Regions from separate parts of the Mus musculus genome. Here region 2 is linked to region 1. Evidence: chromatin loops called from intact Hi-C (ENCODE). Cell type or tissue: heart. All regions are shown on one strand. Each heading gives the region's core, and the rest is flanking DNA. Links, peaks and the distances in the headings are about the cores only. Region 1 overlaps Gm35298 (a long non-coding RNA gene). Region 2 holds the start of Gm24208 (a long non-coding RNA gene).

Region 1 (12,611 bases), core at 2,688-10,687:
TCAGGAGGGAAATGTATCCACAGGAGCAGTGGTTAGTGGGGATTTTGGAGTCCTCCACAATAATAAATGCTCTTAACTACTGAGCCATCTCTCCAATCCCATTTCTTCCTTAATAGAGTATGTGTTCAAAACATTTGCCCATCTTTATTGTGTGGCTTAAATTCAAATTCTCACCTGAGTTCTTAATAAACTCTAGACAGTAGTCTTTTTAAATACATGATTTGCTAACGTTTCTCTCCCCTTAGTGGCTTGGGTTTTCATTCCCTTAAGTGGATCTTTCTGTTTTTAGTTCTTTATGTTGAAATAACTGCAAGTTCACAGGAACCAGCAGACAGTGCAAGGAGTTCTGGAGAATGTATCATATCCAGATTCCCGTGGTACCTGAAAATGACGAGCTACAGCCTGATATGCAATCACGAAAGGGACTATGTGTAGATTCTGATGCCTCCTGTCAACTGTGCAGATGTGTGAGTGCCCACCACTGCAGTGGAGAACCAGAACTGGAAGAATATGGATACAATCTATGCAAGCTAGCTTCCCTCCTGCTCACGGTGACGCCACGTTTTCAATCCACTCTGCCAATTTCTGGGTTTGATTTGATATCTTTAGATCTCATTTTCACTGCTGGTTCTTGACTAAGGGTGTGATGGGGCTCGAGAAGACTGTGTGGGGAAAGAAGGGGACTCAGGTTTCATCTTGAACGGGTTCTCCCAAATTCTGAGTTCGTGACGAAGTCCCCTTGCCTGCAAGAGCCTTCCCATAGCAGAGTCATCCCAGAAAAGAGGATATTTGCATGAGATGGAGGGTAACGTAAGGTCAGAAAGGATGGCGAAAAGCACACTCAACATAGCCTGTGCAAGTGAGGATACATGGGCACTGCTGGCTGCTCTACAGCTCATTTCTTGGGACCACAAGCTGCAGGGCCTGGACTCTGCTCTCTGCGTTGAACACCCAAGTGGAGAAAGCACTCGCACAGATGCCCTCTCCCCATGCCTGCGTACTTGTTCCTCCTCCACTGAGGAGCACAGAAAAATTTTGTGAGTGCTCCCATACACAGACAGCCTTGACAATGACACAGAAAACAGACCTCCTCCCTCCTAGCTCCATCTCAATGTCCTCCCTATCTTACGGATGTTCTCAAGGCTTCTTCTCACTTTTCTCTCTTCAAACCACTTTCCTTGAGACTGGAGAGATGGCTCAGTGGTCAGGAATATGGGCAGCACTTCCAGAAAACGTGGGCTCAATTCCTAGCACCCACATGGCAGCTCACAACTATCTGTGACCCCAATTCTAGGGGCATCCGACACCCTCACACAGACATAGCAAATTTATTAAAACAAAACAAAACAAAACAAAACACTGTCCAGCAATAGCTTCATTTCAGAGGCTTTCTGGTTAGAGACAGTGACTTGCCCAAAGGTGTCTATCCCTTAAGGGGGTCACTAAAGTCTCCAAGAGGATAAAGGAGTGGCTTAGAACTCATACAGTGTGAAAAGCAACTTCTGCTTTGGAAGGCACACCTCCTGTCCTTAAATCTAATGCTAAGTGCTAATTTTGTATGACAGGAAATGCAGGCCAAGAGAGGAGATGCCACCCACCAGAAGGGTGGCACAAAGGCCAGAGTTGAAGATTTGTGATCTTACTTGATATTTATTAAGTTCTCATTTTGGGGGGGGGGGTTCGAGACAAGGTTTCTTTGTATAGCCCTGGCTGTCCTGGAACTCACTCTGTAGAACAGGCTGGCCTTGAACTCAGAAATCTGCCTGTCTCTGCCTCCTGAGTGCTGGGATTAAAGGTGTGTGCCACCATGCCCGGCTTAGTACTCACCTTTTGTGAGACATTCTGCTTATAGGTCTGTAGAAATGCTCCCATTTCACAGATAAGAAAACTGAGGCACAAGGAAGCTTAGTAGCTGCCCATGCACAGGACACAGGTGCACAGGGCAGCCAGGAGACTGAGTGCCCTTGGCTTACCGAAAACACCCACCTGCTCATGGCTCTTTTACTCTTCCCTTGTTATAGAGCTCCAGAATTCCTCTGAATAAAAATGGTGGCCTTTGATCTGCTCTGTTTCATTCCCTTCAGGGATGCCATATCAGTCAGTGACGGTTCTATGGTGTGAGCAGCCTCCCAAGGCCCCTCTCCGAGCTTTCTGCCTCCACGAGGGGTGGGGTAGTGGGGAGGGGGGGAAGGGCATCGTAGCCTGGCCCCTCTCCAAAGCCCACATCCTCTCAAGGTCTCCAGACCAGAGCCTTTCCCTGTTTAGCCAGGACAGACTTGAGGGGTGGCCCAGCGCAGGCCTGACAATGGTCTAAAATTACCCAGCTGAAGGCTGCGTGCCCTCCACCCTTCCTGCGTTCCTCCTTGAAGCCAGGCGGCCCGGGGGCCTTTGTGGATCCTGGTAATTTATGTCTAAGGCTGTGCTCCCAGCCATTTGGCTGCCTAGGGGACAGAGGTGTGGCAGCCGCCAAGGAACCGCAGTCTGTCTGTCTAAGAGCCCCCACCCCATCTTGGAGGCTTTCCCCCACCCCCTACCCAGCAGAGCTTCTTCATCTGAGCAACAAGGCACTCACTGCACCTCTGTGTTCCCTCTCCTTGGTCCACCACTTGGCTCACTCCCATTTATCCTACAAGGTTCAGTCTGATGCCACCTCTTCCAGGAAGCCTTCTTGCACGGCTTCCTCTTGCATCAGTTCCAGCTGAATGCTGTCCCTTACCATATCATTGGTCACACTACCCACCAGCAGTCTACTCATGAATCTCTCTTCTAGAAAAGGGACTATCTCGCTTTCCATTCTGCTCCTAATTCCTGCCTCAGTGCCCAACGCACAGGACGTGCTCGATAAGTGTTTGCTGAATGATTTTCAGCACAGATGTAAAGAGCAAAGGGTAAGAGCTATATTTTCCTTACAGTTCTGCATCTATGATATCCATGCACATAAGAAAATTATAGAGTCCAATTTCTGGAAAGAAACTGAGACAAGAATATCTTTTGAAGCACATTGCTTTAGGGCTTGCTATGCCTCTGTTGTTTCTGATGATGTCTAAACTTTCTGAATGGTGGCCCTGAAGAACAGGCCTTTAGGTTATCACTAGTTGGCCTTGGAGAGCTCTTTATTTCACAAAGTATGAAACAGAGGCTCAGAGAGAGTCAGAGAGTGGCTAATGACCAGGCAGCCAGGAAGTGTCAGCTTTGACAGTGCCTTCCTACATAATTAAACTTTTGTGAGTATGGAAGACACAGGTATCCTGACAAGGATACATCATTGGGATTAAATACCCTGACAGGCAGAAGGGAGGGGTGCCAAGGGCAGCCTGGAGTCTGACACACCAACCATGCTCAAACCGTAGGGTTCTTACAGACTGAGCCAATCTCCTCAGCCCATCGTGTTCTTTTTAACTTTCTACCTCTCAGTTAACATGTGCATTTTCTTATAGTTACAGGGCGTGGTTTCATGAGATCCGAGGTGCATACATATAATGTGTGATGATCAAGTCAGGGCAATTAGCATTTTGAGTCCCTCCAACCCTCCTCCTCCTGAGTGTCAGGGATGCCCCGCTCTTATAGAGTGAGGGCTGTGTCAGTCTCTCAAGTCTCACATTGTACTCAGTGCTAGCCTGTCTTCACCCTTCTCATCATCCCACAAACCTCCTTTAGCAAGGTTATGATTTCCAGAAAGTCTACAGCTTGGCAGAGAGCTCAGTAATAGCCCTCTGCCCCACCCCCTGCTTTTGCCCCACCCCCACCCTCCGTGTGTCCTGCTTGGCCACCTTCCTGCCCCTCTAGGCTGTCTGTCCTTTCAACCATCTGTCCGGCCTTGGGCCTTGGCAGGTCGAGGCAGAGCCTGAGAGGAGTGATGGATGCTCTGAGGGATTAGCATGAGACTCTTCCGGAGGCTGGCGGTGCCAGGAGCAAGAGCATTCCAGAAAGGCCTGAGCTGATGGATGCCTTGGAGGGAGGAGATGCTTTGGGGAGAGAAGCACAGTGGAGTTTGGGAGGGGGATTCCTTACATTCCTAGGGCTGGGGGCCAGGGCCTTCCTATGATGGACAGACAGCTGAGAGAGAAGCCCCGCAGGCTGGGACTAGATGAGACTCCATCTGCATCCCCTACCCCCTTCACCGGAATGTTATCTCTCTTCTAATCGCTCCCAGGCAAGGGAAAAAGAGGTAAAACCCAAGCAACCTCCGCTTTGTGTCTCAGTGTGGGGCACAAGCTGGGGGTGTGGTAAGGAAGAGCAGAGAGCTGGAGCTCCCCCCCCCCATCCCACCCACATGCATTGCTGATGACACTCACAGTGTGAAGCAATGGCATACCTGCCACTCCTCAGCTGTGAAGGTGCGTGTGATGTCTCCTCTCCCCTGCCTTTATTGTGTGGCTATAGACACCTTAGACTGCATCATTTATAAGCAAAGCCAAGACTGGTGTTCGCAGTTCCTACTCCTGTATTTTTCGTTCAGCATTCTCTCCCTCAGGTATTTCTCTGCTTTGGCCTGTTTCCCAGCCTGTGGAAACAAGAGTTTTGGATCCAGTGGTTTTTAAAGACCTGTCTTGGACTTGTCTTGGACTTCCAAGAGCTCCAGTGACCAGTTCTGGGGAGGAGGCTAACAAATAGGTATGAACTGAAGAAAGAGTCGTGGTATGGAATCTGTCCAAAGAGGTCCATGAGAAACCTTGAAGATGGGGGTCCGAAGTCTTACCTCACAAAAACCCTAGCTCTTAGACAAGCAGACAAGTGCCATGCTTACGTTGGTTCCTAGCAGACAGCTTCATGACTTTGTGAAAAGTAGCTCGGCCTCTATGAGCCTCTGATTTCCTAACTACAAACAGGGTCATAAGAGTGACCCTCCTGGCATAAGATCAGAAAAGGTTCTCTGGCAGGAGCTCCCAAGTCTGACTGTCTTCCAACTGAGGCTTTATTCCATTATCAGCCCTCACAGCTCTCTCTGGAAGATTCCAACAAGGGAGCCATAGCCCTGGCAGTTCCCAAGTCTGCAAAGCTCTTTGTGAGACCTTGTTTCAAGCAAGGTGCAATGTGAGGACTGCCCTCCAACACTGCCCTCTGATCTCAACACACATGGCAAAGAGGACACAACGATCAGAGCCCCGAGGTCTCTTCTACCCTCACGGAGGCCCTGATAACTAGATCCAAGTCAAGATAGTGGCCTCAGTCCTCACTGCACCCTCCTGACTGTTCTCCGAAGCAGGCACTTCAACCTGATTTGCAGATCTATAAACCGAGGCACGGAAGAATAGACTCACTCGCAGTCACTCAGTTAGCACAAGGCATGAGTGGGATTGTTGCCATGCAGCTATGAGTTTGTCTCTGCTGATATCCTACCCCAGACATTGGAGAAGCTAGAGCTGTTGGCTTGCAGATACACCATGATTTCCTTAAAGGGAATGAACAGCCTCTAAAATTGTAATACTTACCGATCCAGGCTCAGTTGGTAGAATACTTACCTAGCATGTACAAAGCCCTGGGTTCATTCCCAGTATTACATAAAGCAGGTATGGTAGTGCACACAGGACATGGGGGCAGGAGGATCATAAGTGCTGTGTCATTCTCTGATAAAATGGTGTCATGAAACCCTATCCCAAAAGCAAAGCAAAATAAGCTCTGATATTCATTATCACTCTCAGATTCTACGCTGGTTGGTTTTATTTAATCTTGACACAAGCTAGAATTATCTCAAAGGAGGAAATCTCAATTGAGAAAAATGCCTCATAAGATCCAGCTGTAGGGTATTTTTTAAACTAGTGATTGATGAGGGAGGGCCCTCCTTGGGCAGGTGGTCCTGGGTTCTATAAGAAAGCAGGTTGAGCAAACCAGTAAACAGCACCCCTCCATGGCCTCTTCCGCAGCTCCTACCTCCTGGTTCCTGCTCTGTTTGAGTTCCTGTCCTGACTCCTGACTCCCTGTGGTGATTAGTTGAAGTGTAAGCCAAACCCTGTCCTCCCCAAGCTGCTTTTTGGTCCTGGTGGTTCATCACAGCAATAGAAACCCAGACTAAGACAGGAACTCATTCACAATCTCTGTGCTGGTGGCTCCCGGGGACAATGTCCTTCAGGGGCAGGCAGAGACAAACAACCTGATTTCATTTGCAATCATGCCTGGAAGCTGAATTGGGGAGATCCATAAATATTCACGTACATTGGGATGTTGGTGCCCATTTGGACTCTGTCTTCTCCTGGCCCCCTAGTGCCTGCCATCTAACAGTATTTATTATGCCTTTGAGATTCAGAAAGCCCAAGTTAGATTGCTTCTATTAGTCTCCAGCCAGGAAGCTTGGGGCTGCATCTACTGAGGAGAAAAACCTTTCACAATTATCTGGAAAAACCCAAAGCGATTCCTGGCGTTGACCCTATCAGAACTTCCTGAGGCCGTGCAAAGCAGCAGAAGGCCAGATCGGTGCTGTCCCCATGACTTCATCTCCTTTGTGATCCTCCTTTTCTTTTTCTGGTCAAATCAAACAAAAACAAAACACCTGCCAACATTAGTTCTATATTAGGAGGAATAATGGTAAGGGAATCTAAGATTAGCCTAGTGTTGATCAGGATCCCTCGCCAAATAGATGATTCAGTTTCCAATTTCACATGTCACACTCTGCAGAGGTCAACAGCCAACAAAGAGGCAGCCCAAGCGAGAACGCTGGGAGGCTGTGAGATGATGTAATGGTGTTAAGACATCAACTAGGCTGACGAGCGGTCCTAGCTCTGCTCCTCACCCAATCCTCTTCCTTAACATCCTTAATGATTTGCCCCCTCTCAGCCTCAGTTTCTCCAAATAAAAAGTGGTCCTGGAAGCAATGATTGAAGCAGCTGTGTCAGCAATTTAGTGAGCTCATCTCTGCCCCTGTCACTAGGGGTGCAAACCTGCTAACATGTCTGTTAGTTTACAGACATGCCAAGGACACTATGAGGTAGTGGCACCTTTGCATACAAGCAGATTTGGGCTTGAAGTCCAGCTCTATAAATAGTCCCAGTGCAATTTGACACACTTTTCTTGACTTCTTAGAGATTTGGTGCCTCCTGCTCTTTATTGGGAGGTGGAAATGACAAATGCTAAGTAAGGCATTCTTTCATTTAAATACTTGAGACTCGATCCTGGCAATGGCTCTGTGGGCACTTGTATACTCATATGTACTTGTATCTTTAAGAGGTACCTGGACTTTTGCCTTTGGATGATGTGAAAGCTGGATCTCAGAGACTAGGGCATCTGTGCAACGTCCTGGGCTTTTCATTGCAAGCATGGGTGTGAAGAATGCTGTGAAATAGAGACCCTTGAATTTCTCTGGATTCTTCTTGGCAAGTATGTAGAAGAGAGTATGTGTGAATACATTTATGGTAAGGCAAAGGCTTTCAGAGGTATACCTTAGCCATGTTGAGTGTCATTTCAGTAGTGTGGCTCTGCTTCATTTTGCTAGAGGTGTAGGCATGCTATGGCTGGCCAGAGCCCTAGGGCTTCGTGAAAGACAGTGGATGAAACACCCTGTGAGTTACTTTCTCTGTACTTCCTGGAGCCATTAAATTAGCAACTTTTTCTATATACAAACTGTAGACCTATATTTAAGGACCATCAGTTGGAAGAGGCAAAGGTGGTATAGAACTGTGTGTGAAGTAGGCATCTCTGGTCACTCTGCGAATTAGCTGCAAATGACTAATGTTAAAGAAAGCATTCCTTCATTTAAACATTTGAGACTTGACCCAGGCTACAGCTATGTGAGCACTTAGGTGCTCATATGTAGGATACCTACATAGCTTCACATGACCCTCCTGGTATAACAGGGGTGTGATTTGGTAATATTCCCTGGAAAGTTGTAGCTCAACTGATGGAAACTTACTGTTGTTCCTATCTCATCCTTTTACACGAACTCCAATCATCCCGATCCTCAGGTTCCTCCTTGGTGTGCCTGCCTGCAAGTGTCAGTGCCTGCCTCTCTGGTCTACCCGTAGTTCATGCAATTCTCACACATGCATAGGGCCAACACACTGACAATTCAGAAGTCTACTTGGCCAGTGGGGCAGTTCGCATTGCACTGGATTTTATCAGCACTCGGATCATCTGAAGCTCTTGGCCAGAGCACAGCCATTATCCTGGAGAGAACCAGAATGCACACAAACAGCAACCAAACCAAGTCCATGTGCGCATCCCAGCTTTGCATGGAGCAGATAAGAACCAACTTCACACAATCTTGGCAGAGTTTGGTGGCATGGAGTTGTTCATGAAATAGACATCTCTGGTTTAGACAGGCTGGGTATCTGACTTCTTCAGGAATTCCTAACTCCTTTCCTGGTAGGTGAGAAGAGAGAGCAGCTCTGAAGTCACTGGCAACACACTGAGGAACTAAAACACAGTAGCTGGGAGAGGGGACAGGAGCAAAAGCCAACCATTAACTGCAGAGCACACTGTGGAGGCAGCCAGCCTACCTGGCGCCATAGTCACTGAACTTCATGGACTTTGTTAAAGAAGTCAGGAAGGTGTCTAATCCATCTTCTATTGCAAGGCAAGGAGTTAAAAATAGAAGAGCTGGTCTCTTCAGATGGAGAGTGAAAGAGATTTAAAAAAAATAAGACTAATCCGTGTTTGTGAAACAGTTAGCTCACCTCGATCAGCAGAGGGCAGGAAGCAGCTGTAAGGAAGAGATCCTCAACCCTCAGGAGAGGGGCAGGGGGAGGGGATTATGGTATTAAAGTTTCTGTTGCCTTCTTCTCAAAAGACCTAGAACAGCTTTAAAACAAACAACAACAAGAAAAAGACAATCTGTCTTGAAGAAGATTTTTAAAAAAAAAAAAAAAAAGAATAATAGACCTGCACTGTTTGGTTTATAACTTTTGAAGTGTAATAGTAAACAAATGAGTGTCATTTCTGAAGTCTAAGGATGTCATCAGACCCCTTTCTAAATCTCCATTTTATTAATCCACACAAGATGGACAATGCAATCACCTTCATCAAAGGCTCCAGTGAGTGTTACACGAGATGCTGACGACAGTGTTCAGGGCTCTTGTTGTCTATGACTGTCTATGAACCTGAAGGAAAACAAAATCAGTGTTAGGAACACTGACTGCTGCTCAGGCACACTAGGGAATGTGAGCTCCACTTGATCAGAAGTAAGGGTTGCTCTGAATTACCCGCCCTCAGAAAAAGGGAACTGGTTACCTCTTATGGGACCCACTGATAATGGAGCAAGCCTCTATGTATTCCCTGGAGCAGCAAGCTGTCCCATATTCCCTATACCTAGGTAAGTAGCATGAGTTTCTTACCTTGGCGAGTCACTGACAATAGTTTAAGGGATGGGATCCTGGGCTTGCCAGGCTTTTTGTTTCTGTCACCCTGGAAGTCCCTAGGCCTGTCATGTAGCAGGCAAAGTTGTGAGCTTCAGGAGGAAGGGCTCATGTCTCCTTGCGTTGCACTCACAGGAGGTAGTCAAACAGACCACTGTAGGATGTAACACAATGAATCTCAGTCTGCCAGCTCATTTCCCTGGCACAAAAAGCTGAGTTGATCATGTGTCCCAAGAGGTCATGAGATCTACTGAAAGCCTCCAGCAGGGTATCCAGTGTGAAAGGTGTTGGGGAACTGTCAACTCAGACACTGAGTGTGAAGGGGGAAAGATCATATGCATGATCGACATCTCTATGTCATAGAGAGTCACCATCAGCCTCTAGGGCATGGACCTGTCAAACCTGGTGTTCACAGGTCCTGTCCTCAAATCCTTGTTAGGTTAACCTGCCCAGACTTCTGCCCTGGGGTCATGTTGAGGGGGAAACCCCTCTTTCCCTTTGTTAGTTAGCTTTGAGAACGTATAGGCAGGAGAAGGGACATGATGTGAGCAGGTTATATGGTCCATGAGTATGCATTGTGAACAAGTTGGCCCTGTATCTCCAGGCTCCTAAACCCACTCTACTACCCTGAGCTAGCACTCGGCCCACTGATCATCCCACCCCTCTGTCTCTCAGTGCCAAGAGCACATTAACTGAGGCACTTTATTTCCGGATATGCAGTGGAGGGAGTACCCACAAGATACCTTCCAAAGAAAATATTTTGACTCTCTAGCAGCAAAATACAATAACCATCCTCGTCATTTCTGAAGCTCTGGCATCGACTCAACACATTCTTACTTAGAACAATGTAACAGGCTGACTTCTGTTTGGGCCCCTACATTCTTTTGTCCTTTCCAGCAAAGTGTGAAATATGCATTTCCTGGCACTAGGACAACAGCCTCTGAGAATAAGAAATAATAACGATCATGAACCAGAGGCAGGTGATGTAATTCCAGCCCCTCTGGGTCCTGGGACAGCATGACAAGCATGATCAAAAGTAAGCAGTTCTAGACAAGTGCCTAGTTTCAATGAGTTGGCCTCATTTCCTGCAATCGAGAATGGTGTGATTTGAAAAACCACTTATTGCCAACCCTACACAGACTTCATTACTTCTTGATTATATCATCTTGGTTTTGGTCACATGACCTCTAAACCCCATTTTTTTTTTATACACAGAAGCATAAAACATGGATAAATAGTGCAAAGGAGAGAGTAGCAATTGGAGAAGTCAGAGAACAGGTTTGAAAAAATGAACGAGCTAGGTTAACCTTCCAAGAAGAGATACACACACTATGTCTCTAACGATGAAGGGTGGTAGGCGCACAGGTGCAAGGGTTACCTTGTGCAAAGCCTAGAGAAATTATTGAGCAGAGGAAGCCCTCCACAATGACTCTGCAAACATAGCCTGAGAGCAGGGTGTGGTACAGCGCAATGGTTCTCTCTCTGACTCAACTGCTTGTCTACAATGCCATCACCCCCACTTATCTAAACCACCTTAGCAACAAGGTCCCCATAGACAGACAGCCACCTGTAACAGTACCTGCAGTCTGTCTTAGCCCCTTTCCTGTATGTGTTTGTTTCCTGGGATGCTGTAACAAGCGACCACAAAATGGAGTGGAGGGTATTCTTTTGTTTCTATGATAAAAAATCATGACTAAAAGCAATTTCATGAAGTATTATTTTGGCTTATGGTTCCATAGGGAAAGGTGTCTATAATGATAATAGAAGCAGGAACAGAGGGACAAAGACAGGACGTGTGGTGAGGATAGAAACTTCAAAGCTAAGCCGGGTGTGGTGGCACACGCCTTTTAATCCCAGCACTCAGGAGGCAGGGGCAGGCGGATTTCTGAGTTCGAGGCCAGCCTGGTCTACAAAGTGAGTTCCAGGATAGCCAGAGCTATACAGAGAAACCCTGTCTCGAAAAAAAAGAAAGAAAGAAACTTCAAAGCTTACCTCAGTGATGTACTTTTTCCAGTAAGTCTCCACCTCCTTAAAGGCCCCATAACCTTCCCCAAAACTAGGGACTGAGTGTTCAAATATATGAGCCTGTGACAGACAGTTCTAAGTTAAACAACCACAGCAAGCTAAAACAAAAGAAATTTGGAACTAGAGAGATGAGTCATGTTGTCTAATGCTTACCATGTATGTGTGAGGAGCTGAATTTGATTTCCACAATGCACATAGAAAATTGTGTGGTAGTACACACTGTGCCCTGGATCCTGAACACAGGATTGATGTTGGCTTTTCATGGTTTCACTCTTGCCTTGGAATCTTTCCTTAATCTTTAATGGTTCTTTGAGAATGGATGTTTATTCTGCACTACTGTGTATTAGAAGTACACAACTTACTTACTTTGAGACAGTCTCATATTGCCCAGGCTGCCCTGTGACTCTATGTATTCCACACTGTCTTTAATTTAGGTCCGACTCCTCCTGGTTCCACCTCCCAGATGCTAGTACTACAGGTTTTGTGTGCAAACTTTTCTCGGGGAGATACAACACGCATATCTACTCACTCCGGTAGGTGTCCCACAGCAGACTAAGGTATAGACACCACCAAAGTCCAATTGAGTGAACGAATGGCTTTGTACTGGCTGGTTTTGGGTGTCAACTTGACACAGGCTGGAGTTATCACGGAGAAAGGAGCTTCAGTTGAGGAAATGCCTCCACAAGATCCAGCTGTAAGGCAGTTTCTCAATTAGTGATCAAGGGGGAAAGGCCCCTTGTGGGTGGGACCATCTCTGGGCTGGTAGTCTTGGGTTCTATAAGAAAGCAGGCTGAGCAAGCCAAGGAAAGCAAGCCAGTAAAGAACATCCCTCCATGGCCTCTGCATCAGCTCCTGCTTTCTGACCTGCTTGAGTCCTGACTTCCTTTGGTGATGAACAGCAATGTGGAAGTGTAAGCTGAATAAACCCTTTCCTCCCCAACTGCTTCTTGGTCATGATGTTTGTGCAGGAATAGAAACCCTGACTAAGACAGGCTTTTATTGAGGTTTCTGACATAAGTATGGGTGACGGGTTTCTTATAGGAGCAGAAGTCAACAGGTTGGAGAGTGTCCTTTCAAGGTGCCTCAATTGGTCCAAACACCTCCCAGGTAACTCAGTTGGTTTCTGCTTCTTCCACACAGCTGGTCTGGTTTCAGGGTCTTCTTTGAAGCTCAGCTTGTCTGAACATCTTAGCAGCTTAGCTTTGCCTACTCTGGCAGGGAAGTACTTAGTGAATTGGCTCAGTTTCAGGGACTTCCTGAAGCAGTTTTGAGTTATTTACCTTTCTGTGTAAAGAGCTCTCC
Region 2 (12,611 bases), core at 1,818-9,817, 64 kb before region 1:
GAATTCTAATATCTTTGTGTGTTTTGTTTTTTTCATGCTAGGGTTTCTCTGTATAACCCTGGCTTTCCTGGGACTTGCTCTGTAAGTCGGACTGCTCTTGAACTCAGAGATTTGCCTGCCTTCTGCCTCCAGAATGCTGGGATTAAAAGTGTGTGCCACCGCTTCAGAATTCTAATATCGAAATAAATTATTTCTGTGATGTACATAGAGGAGAGCCATGTCCCACAGTTCATAGAACGATTTCATTTGAAGCACACTGATTCCTTCTTCATTGGCCCCTCCAAAGGTCTCCACCAATGAGGGAGTAAAGCAAGGTTGCTGACGTGTCCCAAGCCAAAGCCTAGGTTGGATATTACTTCATTAAACATCATCACAGGAAGTTGGAAAGGTGACTCGGCATGTCAATTGTTTGCTATGCAAGCACGAGGACCAGAGTTTGGTCCTCAGCACCCACATAAAATGCCAGGTGGGCATGGCAGCCTGCCTATAGTCTTAGTACCTGGGATACAGAATCTAGGTCAAAGTGAGAGACCCTGTCACAGTGCATAGAAGGTTTAGAGAGTTGAAGAAGACACCAGATGTCAACCTATGACCGCCACACATGTACACACATGTACATTCTCAGGCACATTTCCTACCTACTTGAGCTCTCACCCATGTAAAACACACACACACACACCACAGCCTTACTGTGATGTACCTTGTAATTGAGGGCTTAGAGAGTATCTATCTCTGTGTCGCTTGAACACAGTGATGAAGAACTTGCACTTGAGTCTTAAGCTCACCTTTATTGGTATCAGAGGCTTTTTATACTACCTGGTCTATATTTTACAGTGCAGAGGAAATGACTGGTAGCTGAGATGACATATAGTAGCCAGCGGTATAGGCAGGTGTGTGTGTGATGTCTCACATACAAGAAATTGAAGGATTAAAGAAAAAACAAAAACTTAGTTAGGTTGGACTATACAGAGAGGAACGACCCCGAAAACAAACAATAAGACTTTCATGGTAGAGAATAAAGGGCAGAGTAGGAAATGAAGGGACAGCTGTTTTCCTTATAGTCAATTCTTGGGGTGCTCTGCTCATGAAAAGACACATACACGCGCACACTCACACACACACAGAGCAAGAGAGAGAGAGAGAGAGAGAGAGAGAGAGAACCATTGCAACGGGCAACTCACACTGTTTTCAAGAACTAGCAAACACTATGGTAATGTTGAAGAGAGATAAGCCCTTCTGGCTGAGAACAAATGAGTTGTCCCCCTCCACACTTACCCCAGTGTCTTGAGGGTGTGAGGTGGGAAGCCCTTTGTTTTAGGGGCCCCGGAGCTCATGTGCCATGTCAGGTTATTTAGAGAAGGCCACTTAAGACTTTCCTGAGAAAGCTTTCAGAGCTTCTGGAGGCTCTGGAAGTGCACACCACTTCCTGTATAATGTCCACCAAGTGGGGTGATGGCAAAAAGATAGACTGCGCATTTCATAGTCTGAAGGATCAGCTTTCAAATCCCAGGCTTCCATATTTGGAAAACCAAGCTTCCCTTGGTCTTTATATTTGTCTGCAAGAGGAAGAGAATATTTCCAACATTGAGACAGAACGATGAGAATTAGAGTTTTATAAGGGGAAAAAATGTATTCCTATTCCTTGATTTTCCACCAACTGCAATAGGAGATAGGTTGGGCACCATTATTTTTTAAATAGACATTGCCCTGTGACTCAGAATTTCCAATCCTAAGTAAATCCCTCCCCCCAACTGCAAACGGGTATTCAAAAACACCACGGAAGGATGTCCACAGTAGCACTGTTTGTAGTAACCAAAGAGGAGACAATCCAGATACCCAACAAGTTGAAGACTATATAACAAAATATGATCTAATCTTATAATGGAATACTACTCAGCTGTGACAAAGAGTTCGGGAAATATGGACATAACCATAACTTGAATGAAATGAAAACTGCTTAGTGAATATTGAAGGCACAAAAGATCCCACGTGTCTGGAATAATTGGACCCACAGAAGAGGAGGCGGGTGAGAGGTGGTGATGGAGGAGTGGCTGGGAGGGGAGAGGAACCGAGACTTTCGGCTTCGTGGAGGAGTGTGTTTCCACGGGGTCATGGAACTGTGCTGAAGTAGAGGTCAGTGAGCACAAACGTACAGATACACTGAACTGCACTAGGGTGAAATGGTGATTTCATATTTCACATACTTGACAACAAAAATACACAAGGAATTAGAGTCAAGAAGATTCTACGTTGCAATGCGAGCAGAACCCTTCCTCTGCTTGGGCACAGAGCAGTAAGGAGAAGTGTTTCCTCATACCAGCTCTGAGCAGCAACCTGCACTCCCAAGGCCGGGAACACACAGCCTGTGTATGCCCTTGACTACCTGTAGGGTCTCCACAGTACTAGACAAAGGCCCTTTCTTTCTCTATGGGCAGGGGCACAGTGAATGCATAAACATGGGCAGGAAGGCAGGCCGCTTGAAAGCTTCCAAAAGGCCCTTTCTGACAAGTGAAAAATGTTGGTGACTTGAAGTCACAGGGCCAGGCTTTTAACAACCCTGCGCGTATTTATTTAACCCAGTAAATACGTTTATTAGCAAGGCCGCCTTTGTAGAGCAGGTAATGCATTTCCCATATGGTTCTGCTTTTTAGACCCGGCCACGACGGCTCACACCTAGCTCCCCTTCCGCCTCTGAGGTTAGGACCTTGGTGTGTTACCACTTCACTGCCTTGGCCCCTGTGTGTGTATAATTACAGTCTTTCCCAGAGAGGAGGAAATCCCCGGGCCTTGGCCTTAACTAGCCCCGGCATTGCACTACCAAAGGGCACGTCTCGGAGGGGGGAAGAGAGAGCTAATAAAGCCTTCACGTTATTAACTTTTTCCTTCTGAAAAGAATCCTGAAAAATACCATCGCTCCACATTAAAGGCTGTGTGTGAGAGCCGCCACCGCCTAATGAGTCGCTTGGACCCTAGGCCACATGCAAGAGCTTTGGAGGCCCCTTTTAACTAACCTTGATGTTGTGCCAGCCCTGGGGGAGTGTGGGCAAGGCCTGAGGGAGGTTACAGCCACCCCCCACTCGGAGTTAAGGTTTGCACCTGACAGAGGGGAACTGGCCCAGGTTGGTAGGGCACCTCCCAGGATGATATAGAGGTAGATAGATAGTCACAGAAATCATGCAGAGACATATGCCAAGCACCAAGTGTCTTCTTGGTATATAATGAGCCAGAGTCGGGGTCTGGGATTCCCACAGCTGAAGCTTCCAAAGTGAACTGAGGTGTAGCCTCCCTCAGCCTTGAAGCAGGCTGATTCAGATTTTGCCACCACTGAAAATTAAATCACCTGGGGTGTAGCCTTCCGATTTAGATGGCTCTATTGTTATGTCAACTACCGCTGCTATTCTCCGAGACTTTCCAGAGACACATCCTATCCTGCATGTTGCCTACAGGCTGGCTCCAGGCACCAAGAATGGATTGGCAGGGGATGGGCCTCCCCCCCTTTATAAGCACAGACTCTTAGTAAACTTTGGGGCCTTGATCAGAGAAAAATTTGTCTTGGCCTCATTCTTTTCTCACGGGCTAGTCTCTTTCAGCTCCAGCCTGCCTTTCAGGAGTACCCGGTTCATGTAAGTCGCCGGGGGCTTACAGTTACACTGAGGTATAAGCAAAGATAACAGTAAATAGAGCCTCCCGTGCTCGATACAACTTCCGAATTGCCCTGCCCATAGGCCAATGGAAGCATTTCTCTAGCTATGATGTGTTGATGTTTTAGGAAAGGCTGTAATTTCTTGCGCTGGCATTCTGGAAGTCCAGTGGTTATGATAATATGTTGTGGAGCAGTAGACAGACACCTGCCAGCCCATAAGAGATGACACCTAGGTTTTGTACCGAAGAAAGGTCTTGAGGGTGTCCTTGTCTTAGGTTGGGTGGCCCTCTGTGCTCATGCGCCCTGGGAATTAGCAAGAGGATCCTCGGGGATAAGCAGGGCTCAGAAAGCAACTTCCTTTGACCCCTCTCTTCAACCCTGCTCAGAAAGAGACCAAGGGCCAAGTTCCAAGTTTAGACGAGGAAGTATTCTTTACAGAATCCAAATCTGGCTTCCTGGTACAGTGATGTGATCCTTCCTCTGTCTTCTGTTAGATGATTGTACAGGAAGCATGTGGGAACCCACAGAGATCTCATCAGTCCCGTTCTCTCTAAACTCATATCTCCCCTCATCTGTGCAGGCAAACCTTCAGGGTCTTTTTGCCCTCCCAACCTTTCATAGCAAACCCATGCCTTCTCCAGAGGTCCCTATTGTACAACTTTGTTTATAGTTGTGCATACTGGGCACCAACAATTCCTGGGTGGAGGTGAGAGTGCTGGAATAGACTGGGAAGCGAATGAATCTGCAACTCATTGGAAAGCCGAAGTATATACAGTCCAATGAGTGTAGGCACGAGAAGAGCAAGCCTCAGGGAGGATGGGATGGCTGCTATTCAGTTCGCCTTTGCTGTATCTGAAGCACATTGGCATGCTTTGTCTTATTTGCCTCTCATTGTGGGAAGGGGCAAGCACTGTGAACCACAAGTGGGTAAAATGAAACTCCTACAGAATCTGCCAATGCCAGGCATGATGGAGGCAGAGCTAAGCTGGGGTTGTCATGAACTTGTTGGTTAATGGCTTTGTCCCTAGACTCCAGACACTTGTCCTGAAGGTAAGAGATTCAAGCTCTGCTCTTCTGGCTCTGACCCATCACACGTGTCTATGCAATACTGCTTGGGGCTGCTCTTGGCATTCCTCTGCAGATAAGCTGACTGGGCTAGCTGGCTGTTTGTAGTCAAGATACTTACTACATTCATTCATTCATTCATTCATTCATTCATTCAGCAAATACTGATTGGGTGGCTGAATGCTGCAATGAGCAAGACACACAAAGAATCCCTTACAATGCTGTGTGCTCACAAAAACATGTGGCTTAGTGCAGTATTCACCAATGGATGGACTTCTGCCTGTCCATTCTCTGGGGGCTTTGGGGAGAAAGCCGTACTGTCTTCTTCCCAGAGAGCAGCAGAGGAAGCCGAATCCATCCCTGAGCAGTTTCAGCCCCTGGAGAATGCAAGATAGACATGGGAAACTTTCCTGTGTGCCCCTCAGCTTGCATTTCCTGGGTCAGGGCTGGTTGGCTGTTGTCACGCTTGGGCTGGTGACAATGGACGCCACAGCAAAGCACTTCTAGCAGCAGGAGCTTGTCTAGGTGAATGATTTTCCCGGTGACATTGTTGTTTCCCGGACCAGGCACCCACTGTATGTTGTTTATTTACAGCGTAGCTAAAGGGAGTGCCAGTTGCTTCACTCGGACACGGGGGTGGGGTGGATTGAGGAGTCACAGTAATCATTTGGTTAAAATGCCCATATCAACCTCTGAGTAGTGCTGGCCATATGGTAGGCAGAAGGAAAAAAATTGTACCTAATTTTATGTTTGTTACTTTTGGGGGTGGAGGGCTCAGATTCCAAGCCTGTAAGGTACATGTCTTTGCCTGCAAAAGACCCACAGGTCTGCCAAGGCCCGTCATAGTTTCCAGGAGGTACTTTACTGGTTAAGAGAGAGGATATAAAAGCTTGGTGGTCATGGTCTGAACTTTCTCCCACTCCCGAAAAAACCTCCAATCTTCATTAGGCTGGACCAGCCGCTGCCTCCTGCTGGAAGCCTTTTCAGACATTTTAAGGGGAGAAATAGGCCAGTGGTGAAGGCTTCCAGGCTTCAGGTCTCTGAGGCAGCAACTGTGTGTGTATTTGTCTGTCAATGACTGCGCGCTGGGGCCCTTGAAGTTGGAGAGAAGAGATGAATTTGTGGGTATAGCAGACTAGAAAGGGCACACAATATATTCTTAGAAAGAAAACAAACAAACAAACAAACAAACTGCCAAAGACAAATGTTAGGAAAGACTCTTTCCCCCCGGGAAGTTCGCTGTTGCCAAGATCTGACCACTTCAGGAGTAAGAGAAGACAACTCTTTTGAATCATTAAGGGTCTTCGGGTCAGCTTTCAGATGATCTCAGGGGAGGGTGTGTAGCCTTGTGTCATGTCTCACAAGACAACCTAGCGGCCCCACAGCATGCTAAATGCTGAGGTGGAGGTGGGTGTTTGGCTTTTGGGCACTGGAGAGGAGACCCACTCAGGATTTGGGGTGTGCTAGGCAAGGGCTCTGCCACTGAATATCTGCCCAGATAGCCGCCTGCTGGGAAACAGTGTGTCCTGGCCGGCATATGTGAGCTGCTTTGAAAGCTGGTGTGAATTCCTTGTAGGAAAAGATGGAGAAGGCCACCCTGTGCTTAAGGAATAGACTTATGCATAAACACAAACTTGGCAGTTGGGAACCTAAGAGGACTGAGGGATGATAAGAAGACATGGATGGAGAACTGGGAGGAAAGAGATAAGTAGGAGGGGCCCCACAGGAGCGGCTCTGCTGTTGGGGATCTTATCTGGTACAGGGCATATAATAACATGTGTGCTTCCGAAACCCAAGAGCCACTTCCACTTCCATTGTCAATCTGATGTGGTAAGTAGGGCAGTCTCTTCTGTTGACCACAAAGATGGGAACATTAGTGAGTGGTGGGCAGATGCAATCGTGTCCACACGTGACAGAAGCTGACACAGCTGGCGGAGTGAGGCTTGCTCTGCACTGCTTCTCCTGTGCGGTCTGCAGCCAGCCAGCCAGCCACAGAGGCTCTTCAGCAGCCCTCCTCCTCCTTAGAAACTGTCTGTCTTTATTCGAGCCGGCAAGTCTAGGGTATTCGTGTGGTGTGTGTGTGTGTGTGTGTGTGTGTGTGTGTGTGTGTGTGTGCTGGAAAGCCCTGCTTTTGTCCAGCACAGGCTGCTCACAGCTTTCAGCAGAGGATTACTTAGAATAACAAGTTAATGACTGTCCTTGGGTTAGCTTGGCTTGCTGAGAGAAGCAGGCCTGCTCAGGGTTCATTTTACTAGACTCTAATCAGGGTGGGAGCAAATTCCAATCCAGAAGGAAAGAGAGAGAGAGAGAGAGAGAGAGAGAGAGAGAGAGAGAGAGAGAGAGAGGGAGAGGGAGAGAGAGAGAGAGAGAGAGAGAGTTGGAGTTTTTATTCTGTCCAAGCAGCATTAGAAGCATCATGTGGAAGCTTAACAAGCTAGAGGCAGCAAGGAGGTCTACTAAGCAGTGCTGGGCTGCAGACCTACCCAGGTACAGGAGGATTGTGCTGTCTGCTATGTTGTGGAGGGTCAGATGATCTGCCCTGCCCTTTAGGAAACAGTTGGGAGTATAAAGGAAAACATGGAAAGGGAGATGGGGGTAGAATGGGGGAGGGGAAAGTGGGGATAAAGGGGCAAAGGAGACTGAACAGAGGTGCCCACTCTCCTCAGTCCCCACCCAGAGCATCGGCACCCTTGAGCTTGAAGGTGTCTATGCTTATTTATCCGTTCACTCAGTAAACACTGGTGTCTTAAATCCACTACAGTCCACGGGGAGGGGGGGGGCATCAAATGGAACAAAGCCTCTAGGCAAACCGTGAGCTCTCAAGGATAACAGCTGCTATGCTATATATCCAAATAGATAATAGATAACCATATATATATATATATATATATATAAAGAAATATATCCTTAGTTTAGAAAAGCCTCAAGATCTGGAGGAGACTGAGTCAGCTGGTATTCTAAGGACTCTGAAGTAACACAGCTAGACTGGGAGGGACAGAGGGGGAGAGGGGAAAAGATGTCTACAGGGAAGGTAAAGTGACTGGGCTGCCTATGCCATTATTTATGTACTCTGTGTGTGTGTGTGTATGGTCTTTGTGTATGTGTGTGTATATGGGCATGGGTGCCTGTGGAATCAGTAGAAGCCACAGGACAACCACAAACATCCTCAGATACACTGTCCATCTTTTTCATCAATTTCAAAGGAAATTGTGATTATTTATTTGTGTGTGTATATGCATACAGGTATGTGGGGAAGTCAGGGGACAACCACTTGTAAGAGTTGGCCCTCTTTCAACCATGTGGGGCCTGGGAATTGAACTCATGTCATCAGGCTTGGAGGCAAGCACCTTTGCCCACTGTACCAACGCTCCCCCACCACACCTCTTTTTGAGACAGTCTCTTATTGGCCATTGAGTAGTATAGCCTGGCTGAGCAGCAAGCTTCAGGGATTCACTTGTCTCTGCTTCCCAGGTGACTGCAGGGACAAACTACCACACCTGTCATTTAATGCGGGCACTGGGGGATCAAGCTGGAGGCTTGAACTCAGGTCCCCATGTTTTCAAGGCAAGCAGTTTATTGACTGAACTCTCTCTCCAGCCCCATTTGTATACTTTTGACAGGCCAGTTGTAGAACTAGCTTAGAGTGGGGTATCATTAACATAAATCACACTATAGATATTTAACAGAAAATAAGTTTGGATGGAGCAAGGACCCATGATACCACGGTCCAGTCACTGCAACAGAGACATTCAAAACACGCTGAACTTCACTCATGGTCCTTCAAACCTTTTGGGTTGTTCTTATGTTGTAAGGACACTTACCACAAATGCACCACAGAAACAAATTTTAGAAGTTGATACGCTAATGGACACCTGTAATCCCAAGACTCAAAAACCCAAGGCAGGAGGATTTTGAGTTTTAGGACATAGCAAATCCAGGCCAGCCTCAGCTACAGAGTGACCCTGTCTCAAAAAGCCAAGAGCAAAACTCTCCAACACTTTCGGTGTTCAATAGTGTATTGTTAAATATAAATACATGCTACACAGTGGATCTACACATGTTATTTAGGCAGCATGTTTGGAAGGTCAGATCATTAATCACTTCCTTTTTCTCTGACCCTCTGTCCAGGAAAGCCCCCATCACACCATTTGTACTTAAGCATGCTACTTTTTTTTCTTTTGCCCAAGCTAGCCTCAAACTGGATACTTGGCCAAGGACGACTTTGAACTTTTGATCTGCCTGCCTCTACTTCCCAGGTTCTGTGTATGTTCCCATGCCTAATTTATTGCAGTGTTATGGATCAAACCCAGGGCTTTGACTATGCTGGGCAAGTCCTCTATCTACATTTCCAGCTTGTACAGCTGTTTCAGGTCCCTCCCAGATGTGGAAATCCACAGTTTGCCCTTCGCTGGATGGCTTATCTCAGTTAATATAATATCTTCCTGGTTCATCCATGTCTTTGACTATTTCAGGATTTCCTTTATTTTTATGGCTGAAGAATCTCCATACACAAACACACACACACACACACACACACACACACACACACACACACACACACACTACACAGTAATGAAAATTTAGGTTGTTTCCACATTTGTGCTATTGTGAACAGTATCTCAATGAACATAGGAGTGCATATATCTCTTTGGGATTCTGATTTCAATTATTTTGGATAGAGACCAAGAAGTGGGATTAATTTGTAAGTAGCATTTACACTGTTCCCCACAGCTGCTGTGACATTTGCATTCCTAGCAAGTGTGCACAAGAATTTCAGTACCACTACATCTCCAACACCTGTTTGTTTGTTTTTTTTTAATCTATTAAAATGATAGCCAACCTAATAAGTGTGAGCTGATCTCTCATTGGGGGTTGGATATTTACTTCCCTGGCACCCACTCTTTTCATGTACCTGTTGGCTATTCCTTTGTCTTCTTTGGAAATGTTAGGCAGCTTGTATTTTGTAAGTAAGAACTCAAGTGACAGAGTGGGGACCGAAGCCCAACCCAGCTGGCCCTTGCCCTAGCTCTCATCTTCATAAGGAAGGGCCATGGAGCCAGAAGAGGAGCTGAGGAGGCCAGGACCTCTCAGGAGCAGTCGGAAGTGTGGCCTGGAAGGCCCTGCGGGGGAGTTTGCCAAGGGACAGAGTAGGAAGTGGGGATTTCCAGTCTGCACTGGAAAGGAAGAGTTTAACTCAAGGATGGACTGGGGCAGTCCCCTGAGTCCTAAACTTCCTCCCTAACCCCGCAGGAACTCCTGGCTCTGCAACCGGAAGTTCCTGAGGGAGGAAAGTCAGGAATTGTCTGCCAAGAGTTGTGGACAGGAAGTGAAAAGACACAGGTACGGCTAACAATCATGTAAACATATGATGTTATGCTGTCCTTGGTCAGCCTTGAGTCAGTCTGTCTCTCTCCCTCTCTCCCCTCTCCCCCCTACCCCCTCTCTCCCCCTCTCCTCCCCTCTCCCTCTCCCCTCTCCCCTCTCACCTCTCACCTCTCACCTCTCACCTCTCTCCTGGAACTTGGTGTGTAGACCAGGCTGCCCTGGAACACATAGAGATCCACCTGCTTCTGCTTCCTCAGTTCTGGGATGATGTGAGCCATCACCCCAGGCCTCAAACTTCAGTTCTGAAAGAGTCACTAACTGGGAGGCACTTAGCACTGATTGAATTCTGCGGTCCTACAAGGCCCTCATGCCATCTGGTCTTGATGCTTGAATTATACCATCTCTTTCTCTTGCTGCTTGTGTGAGATTTGGCTGCTTAGCAACCCCAAGCCTCAGTTGCTTCCTTCATTCCAAAGCAACCTGGCATGGATTACGACACAGTTTCCTAGATTCTTGCCTTAGTCAATATTTTTTTTGCTAAGTCAGTATTCTGTGTAAGCTCTGCTGGAGCTACAGAGTCTGAGGAGTTCATGAGATGATAGATAACAGGCCTTTAACCAGTCACATTTCCCAGAGCCTTAGACATGACTGAGCCTGCTGCAGGCTACAGACTCCTGCGATGCAGCTGCAGGTCAGAGAAGGCTCTGGAAGAAATTGTTAGCAGTACTACCAGGTGTTCTCTGATTTTGGTCTCTGGGTCAGCAGAACAAGTCAAAAAGACAAGGGTTCAAGTTCTCTGTTTCCTGGGAGAGGCCTGGGGTGACTCCCAGCCTTCTCTGAGTCTCAGGGTCATTATTACAATATGAACATAATAATGACCACCCTGTGGAAAGTGAGGGAGATCTTGTATATATAAAGTCAGTGGAACAGAGCCCCGGAGTGTAAGTACTACTTAACATCAATCCCCATACCAAAGTGACAGCTAAAGGCAGGGAAAAAAACCATACACACATCTAAGAAAATTCCTTTAGGGAAAGAGAGAGAGAGAGAGAGAGAGAGAGAGAGAGAGAGAGAGAGAGAGAGAGAGAGAGAGAAAAGAGACAGGAGCATTGGAGAGGAAGAAAGGAATTAGTGCTGTCAGCGGCAGGTCAGTTTGTCTTAAAACCTTTCAAATTGTGGAAAGGGCTGAGAAATGTGTTTCCTGGGGCAGGAGGGAGTGGGCTGAGGGGGTTGTGCACCTCTGGGATTGCCTGTGCAGGCAACTGCTCAGTGTGTGGAGCATTCCAGAGGTGTGGGCCTAATGCCAGGGAAGCCTCAAAGAGAGGTGAGCCTGTGGCCACCAAGCAGGCAGGGTGAGGCCAGAAACGGACAGATGGGAAGTACACAGGCCCAGATATAGGCTGCAGAGTAGGTGAGCCCTGGGCCATTCTGCTAAGTGAGAGAAGCCAGGTTCCCAGAACACAGAGTGAGGGATCCCCTTGATAGGAAATTTCAGAACAGGAGAATTCAGGACAAGAAGTAGATGAGTGCTTGTCCAGGGGTGGGGATAGAGAGGCCTTCTAGTAAATATTCAGGCCCTTTGGGGCTGACAAGGTGGGAAGTTTCACTACAGGGAGAGCTGTGTGTGTTTCCAGCTGAAGCAAAACTCACTGGATGCAGCAAATGATGTGTGAATCATGTCTCGACAGATACAACTTCATGCATTTGCCAGAGTGGTTTGTGTGACTTTACAGATATGCTAAAACCTACTGAACATAATTGACACATGAATCATATTCTAATAAGATATTTTACACACACACACACACACACACACACACACACACACACACACACACACAGCAAGAGACCCTTTGTGCAGGAGCAGCTTGCAAGAAGCAGCTCCAAGAAATTCCCCTGGTGCAATATACTTATTGCAAAGTGGAGACAGGCCCAGAAGGCAGTGTGACCTGCTTTCTTTCTTTTTGCTGCCACTTGGGGCCAGGGAAATGTGGTGTGAGTTGCTGAGATCTCATGCTTATAGGCACTGTGTGTAAATCCTGTACCAGACAAACTCCACTAACACTAACACCTGTACTAAGTCACCCTTGATTGATCTCAGCCCTAAGGACCCAGCTTCATTACTTTCAGTACACACACACACACACACACACACACACACACACACAAATAACAACAACAAAATATTCAGCATAGTATGCAAAACCAATGGCAAATACCTCATGTAAAACAATATGTTGGAGACGGACCTGTAGGTTTTCGTGAAGCTGGACACTAAGGCACGCTACGTTAGCTAAGTGGCAACTTTCCTGAGTTCCAATGTTAGATGCCTTCATTGATTAATATTAAATTAATGTGCAGAACTTTTTGTTTGCTCATTTGTTTTTTGAAATAGATTTTCACTTAGCACAGGCTGCTCAACTCACAACATAGCTGAGGTTGGTCTAGAACTCCTAATCCTCCTACTTCAATCTTCTAAACAATTAGGATTACAAGATGTAAGCCACTGCATCTTGTGGTGCTTAGAATTGTTGTGTAAGCATTCTTTCTCTCCCTTTCTCTTTGTCTCTTTCTCTGT

Evidence for each region. A loop is a pair of places that touch in the nucleus more often than their neighbours do. Peaks named below come from ENCODE experiments on the same cell type or tissue, not always from the same donor. Only the 100,000 strongest peaks of a DNase experiment are listed, where the experiment ranks them.
Region 2: it touches region 1 in a loop (2.3-fold over the local background); 3 of 42 quality-filtered maps call a loop at or near these places.

The regions. Positions count from the first base shown.
Region 1 is chr12:13,112,124-13,124,734 of GRCm38, reverse strand. Gm35298 (a long non-coding RNA gene) reads right to left here. Exons shown (of 5, transcript XR_381278.2): 3 at 8,947-9,029; 4 at 8,607-8,730; 5 at 8,000-8,292. Among named protein-coding and RNA genes, the nearest start is that of Gm35350, 15 kb to the right of the region's middle. In heart, for the core only: a CTCF peak has its summit at 5,952; a DNase peak (open chromatin) is centred at 6,524; H3K27ac peaks cover 2,693 bases.
Region 2 is chr12:13,175,059-13,187,669 of GRCm38, reverse strand. It overlaps Gm24208 (a long non-coding RNA gene), which reads left to right and starts at 6,457. Exons shown (of 3, transcript XR_381282.4): 1 at 6,457-6,538. In heart, for the core only: no CTCF peak of the experiment used is centred there; no DNase peak of the experiment used is centred there; H3K4me3 peaks cover 811 bases; H3K27ac peaks cover 4,153 bases.